Linked DNA regions of Mus musculus: region 1 is linked to region 2. A link is a contact called in ENCODE Hi-C or POLR2A ChIA-PET data. All regions are on one chromosome and are shown on one strand. The core of a region is the stretch at or near the end of the contact, and the rest is flanking DNA. Distances in the headings are between cores, read along the strand shown.

Region 1 (6,468 bases), core at 3,932-6,431, 250 kb after region 2:
TTACTTTACTGTGCGTTAGTGTCTGAATAATGTCCTTCGGTCAGTGTGTGCCTAATATCCTTAGAAGAGTGTTTAATACATCCTAGGTGCTTCACATCTCAGTGTCAGCTGAGGTTATGGTTTTTTTGGTTACCCACCTTGTTGCTGTCCTCTGGACTGTCCTCTGCTCTCTGGCATTGTGACTGGGCGTGACTCTTTAATAATGAATGAGAAACACAAGGTTGGTTAAGTATAGTTCACATATGCAATGAACTTAGTGATTTTTGTTATGAGGCTCTAAGACACCTTAACTGATTAACAATGTAAGATACGCCTAGGTCAACTAATGTCAGACTGTAGAGAGGGACCTCTGAGTAATGTGGAAGAAGAGGTTGACCAGATGGATCTGGTGAGTTTCCCAACTCACGCTTGTCGCCATCTCAGGTTTCTAGAAAGGGGGCAGGGAAATGTTGGGATTTGTTGTGCCGCTAAGAAACAATCATGGGAGAGAAGTCTGCCCTCGGGATCCTTAGATTCCACCCCTGCTGAAGCTTGCCTTTCTCCCAAGTGATATTTGAAGGTACTTAATGCAGTTCGGGCACTTTCAAGAGAACAATCATGGTATAATGATTTGTGAACAACTCTCCAGGGTGTCTAGATTTCCTCCGGTTCCTGGACATGGAAGGAACTCACAGAGAGGAAAACACAGGTCTGCTGGGGTAGTGGGTGGGGCTGCAGGGAGAACCACTAAGTCTTACATTCCTTAGTTGATAGAAAGGGTTAGTCTAGAATGTCTGTTGTTGGTAGAAGCGACTGTGCTATTTGCCACATGCCAATAGTCTTGTCCAAAGAGTTTTGTTAGTGATACCTACAGGCTTTTGCTGTTTAATATTTAACATTAGGTAGGTATCCATCAAAACCTTCACATGGGACTGCATCATGAGAATTACTGCCTTGGGATCATGGTTTGCTGTGCATGTTTTTAGGAGCTAGAACACTATATTAGTTATTATCTGCTGTATAACAAACACCACAAATTAAGTAACCTGGCCCTTGTTAGGTGTGCTGGTAGGTTGGCCTGGACTCAACTGGAATGATGTATTGTCAGTTCCTGTGACTTTTGTTTGTGCTCAGTTGTGTATTTAGGGTTCTTTCGGGGTAGCTGGGGCCTCTTTCTCCAAGGAGTCTAAAATCTATTGATAAATTACTTCATGTTTATTTACAAGATAGTATAGGAATCCCCAGTGGGGAATAAGTAAGCCTGAATATTTAAGGATATTCAATTTCTGTGTTGTATTTGCTCATATGCCATTGGCTGCATTAAGTCTTGAGGCTAAGCTAGACTCCACGTTGGTATATATGCACAGGATGTAGAGGCTTGGTTGAGGTCCATTGCTGTAGTGAATTACAAGGAGCTCACGACAGAAACCAAATCAACACTACAGTTGAAGTCTCCCTCCACTATTGTCCTCCAGAGTGAAGTTCACAGCCACTGTCTGCCTGGGCCCCTTTAGTACTGCTTCCCTTCTGCCTCAGAGATTGATAGGCATCGTTTGTCTCTAAGGGGCCACTGGAAGAATGTGCCTGGATCAACACAAATCTTGGGCTGACGGTGGAAGTAGAAGAGGAACTGAGTAGATAGCAAGTAAAGCCCACACAGAGTGTTGTGACAAAATGACATCTCAAATCCCCCGCAGTTGTCTGAGCCCGGGCTGTGTCTTCTTTCCATTCTTGAATGTATCTCAGTTCTCAAATGCCAACAAGTTCTAGATCTGCCTGTTGTTTGTTCTTCTGACAGTGAGTGGGCATTAGTGTGCAGTGCAGTCAAGTACGCAGACAACAGAATAGTGGCATACAGAGAGACCCAGGACCCCAGTGCTTCAGCTGGGTCAGCCACCTGTTAACTTTGACCTTCAGCAAAGTGGATGGATTAGATAACATCTGGTTTTATCTGACTTGCAGTGATTTAATGTTCTGTATATCGGGGGTTCTAGTGTTAAATATATCTGGTGATTAACTGTGCTAACTCATTAAAAATGTTGTCTTGGGTTATACCAAGAGAACAGAATTGAGGGAATAGCTGTGTTTGTAGGCCGATGTTTAGAAAGCCTAGGATAGGCTAGGTAGGGGAAGAAGTAAGCAGAGTGGATGGATAGTCTGTGAGACTTAGGATAAGGCTATGCCTTGGGCCAGACACCTTTATCATCCCTTCTTCTTTGACAAAGCCAGTGATGGGGTTTAGTTGATATCAAATGTGTCAGGGAAACAACTGGAGGAGATGGCTAGTTTTCTGGATGTGGTTCCCTAGTGGGAACCTGTTGCGAGGTGGCATCTTATCCAAACAGAGAGGAAGAATCAAACTGCAGCAAGAATGAAATTCTATTCTGTGAATGAAGTTTAGACCAAAAGTCTGAGATGGCTGTGTCAGGTGGAACACGTTTTCCTGCTGTGGTATCTGGGAGTCCTTCCTGTGGTGCAGGCTCTTGGCTGAGGACATCACCAAGTATGAGGTGATACTATCAGTCTGTGCGTGTGCGTGTGTTCGTATGTCCACATGTGCATATGTGTGTGTACATGTGTCTCTGTGTGTGCACATGTTCGTGTGTGTGTGTGTGTGTGTGTGTGTGTGTGTGTGTGTGTATGTGTGTATTTGAGGCTTGGCATAGAACCAGAGAGGCCCACAGTATCCTGCTCATCTTGGGTCTTCTGTCTTCTCAGGTACACAGGAAACAGGAACTGAGCTCATCTTGGCCACAATATGTCCCTCCCTACCTTTGTGTACTGTCCAATACTTGTTAAGTACTCAAGAATAATGAACAAACTAAGAAAATTTGGGCAGGAATCTAAGGATGTAACTCAGTTGCAGAGTACTTGCGTAGTGTAGGAGAGAGCCTAGAATTGGTCCCAGTAAAAGAAAGAGAATTAGAAGACATTTTGGGCAACCTGGGCATTCTAATGGGCCACAGCTGGCAAACCTAGACCTACACATGGCCCGTCTCCAACCCCCAACCCTAAAGTACTGATTTTTTGTTTGTTTGGTTGGTTGATTTGGTTTGTTTTTCGAAATGGTTTCTCTGTGTAGCCCTGGCTGTCCTGGAACTCACTCTGTAGACCAAGCTGGCCTCGAACTCAGAAATCCACCTGCCTCTACCTCCCAAGTTCTGGGATTAAAGGCGTGCGCCACCATTGCCCGGCAAGTACTGATCCTAGTGTAGCCAAGTATCTATCCTTTTGTAATTTATCTCTATTTCCCCAGAAATAAAATAGCTTTACTGAATGTTCTGATCAGTAAGTTAGTGTACAGACTTGGTTGCTCTAGGAGACAACTCAAGAGGGAAGTGATTATAGTATAACAATCCAAGGACTCAGGAGATGGAGTTAGGGAGGTCCTGAGTTTAAGTGCAACTTGGACCACTATGTAGGGAAACACAATGGAGATGTAAGTTAGACTCACTGTTTCAGAGGTTCCCATTCATGGTAGTCGTTTCTGCTGTTTCTGGGCCATGGTCAGGCAGACCATGACACCAAGGATGTGGCCTGGCAGATTTGCTTATCTTGGAGCTAAGAATGGAGGGGGTGGGCAGGGGTATCTCTTTTTAGGGTATGTCACCAATGAACTACCTTCCCCACCTTCTGAAGTTACATCACCCCTCAAAAGAATGGCAATAGCTAGGAGCCAGTTACACAATACATGAGTCTGTGTGAAGCACAGCGTGTTCAAACCTTAGCTCATGCTCGTGTAGAGTAGTCAGGTGGAGGAACACAAAACACTCTAAAACCACCCCTATTTCCATGTTGTTTTACATCACAGGAAAACTATTAATTTTTTCTTATTTTAAAATTGTAGTCAAATAATATATAGCAGAAGATCCCATAATCACTTGTGTTTATTTTGGGATGGGGGGATATTGGGTCTCAGATCTCAGCCCAAGGTGGACTGGGACTCACTGTGTTGTCAGCTTAGAAACTCGAGCCCTATATCCTCCTGTTTCTATCTTTCAAGTGTGGGGAACACAGGTGGACCCTGCCATGTCTGACCACCATGTGTATGGTTCTGTCATGTTGAGTGTACTTGCGGTATTGTTCATATGACCTCTAGAACTTTCTCACCTTTAAAACTGATGCGATCTGGTTGAGGCAGCCACCATTCTGTTTTCTATTTCCGTGTCTGACCACAGTAGGCATCTCATCCGATCATATAGTACTGACTTCTTCACGCCTGGCTGGCTTCTTACTGCCTCTGAGATCTGTACATGCTATAGCAGCTAGGTGTCAGGATTTTCTTCCCTTTCAAAGCTAATGCTCCCTTTGTATGTGTGTTCCAGTTACTCAGCGAGCAGCACTTCCTTGGACTGTTCCTGGGTACTGAGAATAGCACTATTACCAACATGGATTGTCTTAGTCACTGTTCTGTTGCTGTGAAGAGGCACCATGACCAAGGCTACTTACAGGAGAAAGTGTTTAATTGGGGGCTTGCTTACAGTTTCAGAGGGTTAGTCTATGGCCATCATGGTGGGCAGCATGGTGACATAGAGGCCCGCATGGTGCTGGGGAAGTGACTATGAGCTTAAACATCCTGATCTGCAGGCAAAGAGAGAGACAACCTGGTATGGACTACCTGTTAATAAGTTACTGTACCTTTACATACATGGTTTATGAATAAAATAGGTGGTACTTTGGAGTGTGAATATTTCCCTCAAGAGTGTGCCATGTGCATCAACATTAACGTGTGAGATGCTCTTTTATGCCCCATGTTTAATGTCCCCATATGTAGATTTAGGTTATTCTCTGTAAATTGGTATTATAACTGTGCCTCAGTAAACATGCTGAGACTTGGCACCTTTGCCTGATAATAAAAATAGTCATTTCAGTCAAATCTTGAGTTGGATTTTCTAGGAGCAGAGCCTGAGCCAGGTTTGCATGTGAGGGATTTGCTGAGGGAGTATTGGGGGTCAGGGAAGGGACTAACACAGCAGATGAAGAGAGACCAAGCAAAGAAGGCCTAAAGTTGAGCCTTGGCCTCGACTGGAGTGTAATTACACCAGCAAATCCCCCTTGGGACCAGAAGACCAGGCTTTTACACTGTCAACCATTTATCTTGGAACTCTGTGGCCTCTTGGAATCTTCAGCTGAGAGCAGTTTGTTAAAGTCGTGGCTTTGAGCAGTTAGCCCACAGGGCAGCTGAGGGGAAGATCATGGGCCCTGGCACAGAGCATATTGGCAGATGGCTGCTGCAGGTGCTGGTAACATCTGTGACCCTGACTTTAAGCTGGGTGCTATGCTAAGTCTGTAAATGAAATGCTAACAGCATGGCGGCCTAGATGCTGGTGTGTCTCCATTATGTGGATGAAATAGAAAAACTGTCTTCTCTGCATCAGGGGAACAAGTGGAGCTGAGACAGCTTTTGGTGAATTCTAAAGCCTGGGTTCATCCTTATAAGCCCTGGAATAGAATCTACATTCATTCCTGAAGCTGAGCTGGTGGGCCACTTTTTTTTCCTGTAATCTTTGCAGGGATTGAGAGCCCTCCTTGTGTTTCCTAGTCACCATTATTCTTTCAGTCATGTGGTAGACTTTCCCACAAGGGTCTGCATCGTCTGGATATCCCCACACTGGAAACGCCGCACGTGTAATCTGACATTACAGACTTTGTAATGACACCGAGTTTTACACTGAGATGACACTGAGGCATCTTGCTCGTTCGAAACAGCCAGGAATCCAAACTCAGATGCCCATGTTTACAAAATTCAGTTTTATGGTTTGGACCATGTTTCCAACCTAACTCCCGCTGTTGCTGGGAAAACTGCATAGAAAGCCATCTCCACCGCTCCTGGCTCATCTGTGGCTCCGCCCTTCCCTGCCCCGAACCAGTAAACGAAGCTTTTGAGTTCCTTTACATTAGTTAAAGCATAGATTGTGCCATGAGATGCACGCGTACGCACGAGCATGAACACACACACACACACACACACACACACACACACACACGTATATTATCAGCATCTCCTGTGTGATGGGAGAGGCTGGGGCTTAGATTTGGGGCCTCCCTGTTTCTGTCCTCTATAGGGCTGTGACGAGGTCCAGGACAGATGGAGCATGCTAGAGCACTTCCAGAAGCACAGATTTGGGGTCCTAGAATATTGATCCACAGGAGCTACAGTAATCCCAAGCCTCTCACACGGGAGAGACCTAGTGAAGTAGAATGGCCTATAAAGGGGTGACCCTGGTGGGGGACCCTCAAACCTGACTTTGTAGTTTGGGGTCTTCTGTAAAAGAAACTTTTAAACTATCCTACATAAGGGAATAATAAGCAGGGCTGGAATATTCATCTGGGACATTGCACACATGTGCTCAGTGTGTCTGCTCGGACAAGTGTGTCTGCTCACACCAGTGTGTCTGCTCACACCAGTGTGTCTGCTCAGAACAATGTGTATGCTCAGACCAGTGTGTATGCTCACAGCTAGGGAACAGGTGTCCAGGCTTCTGGGAC
Region 2 (7,074 bases), core at 2,215-4,714:
TCTTGCAAGGTAACACACTTGTTCAGAAAGAAACGTAGAATTTTTACAGTCCTTCTAATGGCGCACGAGCTGATTTGTGAATCAATCCAGGATCATAATTTACTTTTGGTTTATGGGATTTGGGAATTTTCGCATTTGTTTTAATTTGTAATTAAGTTTTCTCTACGAGGCACACCATATGCCACCATTAATTCTCTCTAGTTGATTTCTTAGGAGATACATGGGTGCATATTTTGATGTAATTTTAGAGGTCTTTTGAAAATCAGATGACTACGTGGTGAGCCATATGGGGCTTTGTTATTTAAAACACAAATTATAAAGCTAGAGAAAGCAAAATGGAAAAAAAAAAAACCAAAAAACTTCTAACGGGGACAAATTGGGGGGAAACTGGTTTCAAGCGCACAAATTGTCCACTTTTTTTCTCCCCGATATTCTGAAATCTCTGAGGATCCCGCGATGTCTCTTACCTTCTGTGAGCGCACTCTATACCACAGGTGCACGGAGCAACCCTCCCGGCCACGCTTGTGCTTTCCGCCGGGGCTGCAGATTCTAGCATCTGCCTTCTGGGAATTCGGCTGGAGCCAGCGCCTTTCTTTGCACACCCAGGCTTTGGCACTGAGCTCTGCTTTCTCCGCACCCACGGCGGCTCGGCTTTCCCGCTCGTGCTTTCCCAGGGCTCCCCCTCCCCGGCTGCCCCTCAGTACGTGCAGGCTGCAGAGCGGGCCGCGGCCCGGACGGCGAGCGCTAGGACCCAGCAGGACTCCGGGCCCGGGTGGGAGCCGAGCCGCCGACCCCGGGCAGGCGCCGGGCGCTGGAGCCGGGTGTTCCGGCCGCGGTCGGTGCAGCTCGGCTGGGAGACGGCGCGAGCCGGCGGCGGGGCCCCCCGCGAGTCCAGCGCCGCCGCAGCCCCCCAATGCGGCCGCGAGAAGCAGCTGGGGGGCAGGCGATCGAAGGTAAGGAAAATGCGGCTCTCTGGCTGCCTAGCGAGCCTCTGCCCGGGTTAGCATTGTCACCCCGAGCCTCGCTGCCCAGGCTGCCCATTTTGGGGGGCACCCTTGGCTTTTTATCTTAAGGTGTCCGCCCCCATCTGTGCTCCTAGTTTTGGATTGATTTATAGCATGCAGCCCAGAATGGGAAAGATCCAGGGATGGCGAGTTGGTTATTTTCATTAGTTTTTGTCTCAAAAGTAAGTTCATTTAAAAAAGAAAGAAAGAAAAGAAAGAAAAGTTTTTTTCTGGAATTTGTAGATAGCTGGGTTTACATTTTAATTTAAAAAATTAGCAGACAATGGATATTTATAAAAATTACCGAATAATTGATGTAATTCCGTTAATGACTTCGGAGGGAGGCGGCTCTGGAGGGTCCTCAGGCATGACTTGTATTTTCAAGGAACTAACGTGTTAAATGTGGAGTTTGGCTGGGGCAGAGTTACAGCATCGCTGTCGTAACTGTTTTGCTATCAATTATAAACAGAGTGTCTATGGGCAGTTTAAACCTCTTTTTCAAATACCGGAGCTTCATATCCCGGCGTGACATGGACAAACCAGAATGTCCATTGAAGGAAGCAGGAGTGTTTCTGTTTTTGGAGAAAAACGTTGCATTGAGGAGAAAAAAAAAAAAAAAAAAAAAAAAAAAAAAAAAAAAAAACCAGATTCCTAGCCCGGGAGACTATTTTTCATGCTTTGTTTATAGTCTGGGAATGACATTTGGGAAAGGGGAACGCGGTCTTTCTTGGGAGCTTTTAATCGTGGGGGTTATTAATTTATTTAATTTATTAGTTTCAATTGGTTGGGCTCCGGGAGCCTTCCGTCACCAGGTTATGCTAGCGTTGGGACACAGGATTGCGAAGGCGAAACTGCCAGCCCGGAAAGGACTGGACCGGGCTGGTGGAAGCTCCCCGTGGCGCTGTTGTAGGCTGGGTGCTACCGGCTCATTGAGGAAAATGGGGATGGCTCTCGGAGCTGAGGAAGACATCAGTATTTCCCTTTTGTTCCCTGTTTTTTCCATTGATCTCCAGCTCTGCCTTAGCCAGGGGGAGCAGCTCTGAGGGTGCAGAGAGCCCTGAAGACTGCACGAATGTCTGGAGCCCGCTCTAACTCTCACACTGATTGGTCAGTCTGATGGGGACTTAGGAAAACAGTCACCCGAAACCGTCTTTTAAAACCTCGTCTTAATTTCAGATCTGCCGGCTTGTACATGGGTTCCTGCCTGGTTTCTCTTTTGATCTGGGTGCATCTGGCTCGCTCTGGGTGTCTTTATCTTTAATTTTGTGTTGTTGTTTCTATCCAGATAAAGTAGGCCATTTTGGTGACAAATTTCTCTGCAGATGTCAGCTTCTAGCTCGCACTGATAGATGTGGGGCTTCACAGTGATTTCTCTCCATAAGTTGTAGGATGCAAAGTTGCTCAACTTGGAATTAATTTTTCCTAATTTTTTTTTCATCTGAGCATTTAAATAGCTACACCAACAGATGGAAGCTTAACTGTATCATTACTTTGATAATTTAAGTGCCTTGTGAATTAGTATGTTTCTCGCGCTAAATCTAAGTCTTTAGACAGTGGAAGGGAAAACAGACAATGAAAGGCAAGCAATCCCGATCAGCTTGCAGACTATTGCAAGAAATTGTGGCGTCTGCTTTGAGCAGAATACAATTCACATCCAAGAAGGGGCGGGGGTGGGGGGGTCTTTTACCACAGAAGGCAGAATTAGAGATAGGGGATGAAGCGGGATCTCTATAAGACAGCCTGCAGCCTCTCTGGACATCTTCATTTGAGCCTTAAAGTGCCTCATTAAAGAAGCTGGGTCCCAGAAGTTGTTAACCGTATAAACACTTTTCTGATTGGTTTAAATATTTAGACACAGGAAGTAGATGGTATCTAGTAACCCAGGAATGGAGACATGGTTGTCATAGAAACTGAGAAGTGTAACCCCACCCCACCCCCACCACACATGCATTCACTACCATGACCACCACTTAGGGGGGAAAAAAAAAGCCCTGCATGTCATCACAGATGCTTGGAGAACTTGCTGGCTTCTGTTAGCTTTCCCACAACATCTGTTGAAACCTGAGACCATGCCTGTCAAACCAAGGTCATTTTACAACAACAACCAAAAAACAGAGCCCTCTGGATTTCATAACTGTATTTTTATTGAAAATAGTTCAGGGAAGAGCCTGAAAGCCAGTGTGAGCGTTCATGCTTACTTAGCATTTTGGATCCTCTGAGTTAAGCAAGAGGAAGGCTGCAAAGAGTACATTTGAGCCATTAATTGTAGAACTATGTGTCTGCTTCTAGAGGTGTGTCTCTCCTGTTAGAACAAAAGTCCTTTTTTACAGACTTAGAGACCAGAATGCAGCCAGCGGAGGCAGGGTCATTTGGCAAAGGCGTTATGAAGTGTTTCCGGGCTTGCAAGCCGGTTCCAGGTGGAGTTGAGGTGTTTGATCATGAAGGTCTCTGGGGGGTTGGACAGGTTCCCTTGGGCTATGCCTGGTGCTCAGGGGAGCAAAGGGCAGGGTGTTCTTGGTGGCTGAGCAGGGGGAGGAGGTGCTCCTAAGTGGAGCGAGGACCATTTCCAGACTGCAAATATGACTGCCCAGTTGATTAGATGCATTTCCTCTCCCGTGAATGGAGAGCGGTGCTTTCCCGTTTTTGTTTTTGGTTTTTTTATTGAGGCTATTTTGGGTGGGTGGGGCGGTCCTCCAGGCCGTTAGCACACATATCAGCTATATCTTATTCATGGTGAGGAATACCAAGGAGAAAAGTTTAGTCACCTCCTCCAGCGCCCCCTTTTCACTCATTTTGCTAAGCAGAGAATAACCAAACATACCTCTCCTAAATTTTGACTTTGAGGTGCTTCAGTAAAACTTGTCGATATAACAATCAACACAGTGGCTAGAATTTGACCTGTTGTATCCATGACAATCTTTAAATGGTAAGGTGGTTTTTTTTTTTTTTAGTATTTATTATTATTAATTATGCTTAGGTGTATGTATCTGCATGTGGGTGTGGACACATACCAGAAGTCCTTGGAGCTGAAGTTCCGGACTGTTGTGAGCCCTCTCGTGTAGGTGCTGGGATCCGAACACAGGCCCTCTGGAAGAGACCTCTTAACTACTGAGCCATCTCTCCAGCACCCCTTTTAAAATATTTATTTATTTATTTATTTAAGGCAGGATTCCTCTGTGTAGCCCTGGCTGTCCTGGAACTCACTCTGTAGAGCAGGCTGGCCTCAAACTCACAGAGATCCACCTGCCTCTGTCTTCTAAATGCTGAGATTAAAGGTGTACACCACCCCCACCCTGCCAGACTCCTTAATTTCAAGGTCTTTATATTTGTGTTTCAAATAACTTCTCTCCATATGTGGTATATTTAGCACTGCACTGGACCCTTTTCTTAAAAAGGTTTTAAATTTTATTTAAATTGCAGTTTGGTACTTCTAAAAGAATATCACATCTCCCTTGTTTTTCTCAACTGATTGCCTCAAGGAGTGGGGGGAGAGATGAAAGAGTTCCTAAATATGTCTTAATGCTTATTTAATATCCTATATTGATGGTGTAGCAAATAGCTTAGAGCCATGTAGTGTCCATGATCCGATTACGGGTGTAGTTCACGATCCCACGTTATCAAATATTTGGTGCTCCGGGACTTGATGGCATGACTGGTCCCTCTCAGCAAAGGATTTCCTGTTGAGAAGTTATCTGCAAGTACAGCAAACTGCCATTGGCAGGAAACCTGACAGTTGCTTGTTTTTACAAACTGAAGGAAGTGAATGAGACTTGTTAGTTTCCAGAATCTACCTTGACTCGCTCCAGCCTGCCCCAGAGTTTGCTCAGTTCAAAGGAGGTGACCATGAGTTGTACGAACGATGAGCCTGCTTCAAATCACTGGCACTTCCGTGAATTTCCGTTTTGACTTTAGAATTGGAAGAATTAATCCTTACGCTGTCAGGTACAGCTTCGTTCACCAATACAAATGAGCAAGGTGCTCAATGAAGTCCTAGCTCATTCCCAGTTGTCAGAAAGTCACTGATAGAATCATTCAAGCTGGCACTGTTTGGATGGCTGTGCCAAATTTTTAACAGTAGTTTCAGAATACCAATCAAATGCCAAAGGAGGGAAGAAGGGAAGGAGAGAGGGAGAGGACTGTCCTTCTCTGCTTGCTTCTGAGGGGGGGAAATTCATAAAGAACATATTTCAGGTATGTGCCAACCTTGCTGGTAGCCGGAAGCACAAGGTAGGTGTGGGTCTGTAAAAAGGCGCTTGAGAGAGAAACATCACAACTTTGAAAGCATCTACTACTTGAAATCATTATTTATTTCACTATTTTAACTTTGGATAATCTCATGTTTAATTGCTTCAATTCATGAATGTTCCATATTCTGGAGGGGTAGGAGGAAGGGCAAGCCTCTTTATAGGCTGTAAGTACATAGACCCCCATAATAGAACCAGCTATTGGAATGGCCCACACACACGTTTTCTTAGGCATCGTTTTTGTTTTATAGTTAGCACCAAGTAGAATCTTAAGCAAGATCCTGATAGCTGAATGGAATCAAAGAAGAGCTAGCTACTCTAGGGGAACCAGGAGCCCAGAGGTGGTGACCGCCCTCCAGGCAGCACCTGGGGCTAGCACTAGAACTCAGAACTCTGCCAACATAGTTGCAAACCCACTGCTTTTTAAATGGCCCAAATATTCTCCTAAGGAAGCCAGAGGAAACTGCCTTCAGGGCCCTATGCCAACTCAGCTAAAAAGAACTTTTGCCTGGGCGATTTCAGAGGACCTTTGTTCTCAGAGAGAGGGGGAGGCGAAAGGTAACAATCCGTTATGTCTCACCACACATCCTGAGAAACTACTGGGAACCCAGAGAAAGATCTGACCAGTCACTGCATGACAAAGTCCCAGGCTTGTTCTAATGAGAGAGGGGCAAAGTCTTTTTTAGGGGTGTAAAAATGCAGGCTTCCTTTATAAGTGATAGGAATGGCATGTGGGCGTGACCAAGGTGGTCCACTGTCAACTTGCTGGGAGGCTTGGCTTTAGTGTCTTTCGGTGTGGTTCTGTCAGGGATGGAGAGAGCTCATATAGCGTCAACTAGGAAGGGACGCTCTGCTGAGCTGTGTGCATTGGCTTGGAGGACTCAACGTGTGTCGTCAGGTGATAACACGCAGATGATATTTGAATTATCATCAAATAGACTCGGTTATCTCTTCTACTATGAGAATATCCTGAAACAGTGTAGATTCTATGTAGATTCTGCTCAGGTCCCCCTTGTGTTCCAGATACAACTGGTAGCGGGGACTTTTAGGTAGCATTTAAATGCTTTTCTTTATTCTTATATCGTTATTGGCGTGTGTGATGTAAGAGCAGCTGTGCACGTGGAGGCCGGGTTCTAGCACAGGATGGGTTCTAGGGATTGGTTTCTGACTTCTATTGAGCACCAAGTAGGAGCTCATGCCAGCTTTGGAACCTTCTGAGCCATCTCTCCAGCCTTACCCTTGATTTCCACACATCCATGAGCTGAGCCAGAGGTATGGAGACGGCAGCAGAGACCCCAGCAAGCTGTAGGGAGTTGGATTGTTCTGAGAGACACAGCCAATCTCCTGGCACTGATCCTCGGAGGTCACACAGCTGGGGAGTCTAGAAGAAAAAAAGGACGCGGAGCTCCTGCTCTCCCTTCTCCCGTTCCTTGTATTGTGCTTGCCCAGCTCCCACTGTCTGCATGGGGCTGGAGATCATGATTAAAATAATCAGTGTTGGAGGAAGCCACAGAGCTTCCAACCATTTTTTTTTTTAAAGAAAGCATTTCCTCTAAAAGATGAAACTAGTAGAGAGCACAAAATTGTCGGCCGCAGTAGTGGATGGAAATGATTGTGGGTAACTTTCAGTTATTGAATTGCGCTGAATAAAGCTTTTCATGGGTAGGCTGTTTAAGGCCTCCTCCCACCCGCCTTTCAAGGAAGGAAGGAGTGTGTCGAGTCCGGCAAGCCAGTGGAACCTTCCGAGCCCATTCTGCATGGCAGAGCCATTCTGCTTTGGAGTGGGGCGCTACATCTCAATAATCTCGGGATTTGTGTTTGGTTTT

What was found. A loop is a pair of places that touch in the nucleus more often than their neighbours do. ChIA-PET counts read pairs that join two places held with the same protein, here RNA polymerase II (POLR2A).
Region 1: a loop to region 2 is called in a map of v-Abl transformed pro-B cells, with 3 times the contacts of the local background. The contact joins two enhancer-like sites. A Hi-C loop is called at or near these places in 2 of 37 maps with a recorded cell type or tissue (T-helper 17 cell and v-Abl transformed pro-B cells). POLR2A ChIA-PET finds 5 or more read pairs at or near these places in 1 of 5 experiments (Patski).

Annotation. Positions count from the first base shown.
Region 1 is chr12:99,310,227-99,316,694 of GRCm38, reverse strand. The region is part of intron 3 of Foxn3 (forkhead box N3); the gene reads left to right. Gm46371 (a long non-coding RNA gene) reads left to right here. Exons shown (of 2, transcript XR_001780668.2): 1 at 1-5,216. Among named protein-coding and RNA genes, the nearest start is that of Gm46371, 17 kb to the left of the region's middle. Within about 2 kb of position 5,181, at least 1 of the 3 ENCODE cell types and tissues checked has a DNase peak (open chromatin) inside an H3K27ac peak, as active enhancers do.
Region 2 is chr12:99,557,350-99,564,423 of GRCm38, reverse strand. It overlaps Gm26839 (predicted gene, 26839), which reads right to left and starts at 583. Exons shown (of 4, transcript NR_136760.1): 1 at 468-583. It also overlaps a transcript of Foxn3 not described here. Within about 2 kb of position 3,464, at least 2 of the 3 ENCODE cell types and tissues checked have a DNase peak (open chromatin) inside an H3K27ac peak, as active enhancers do.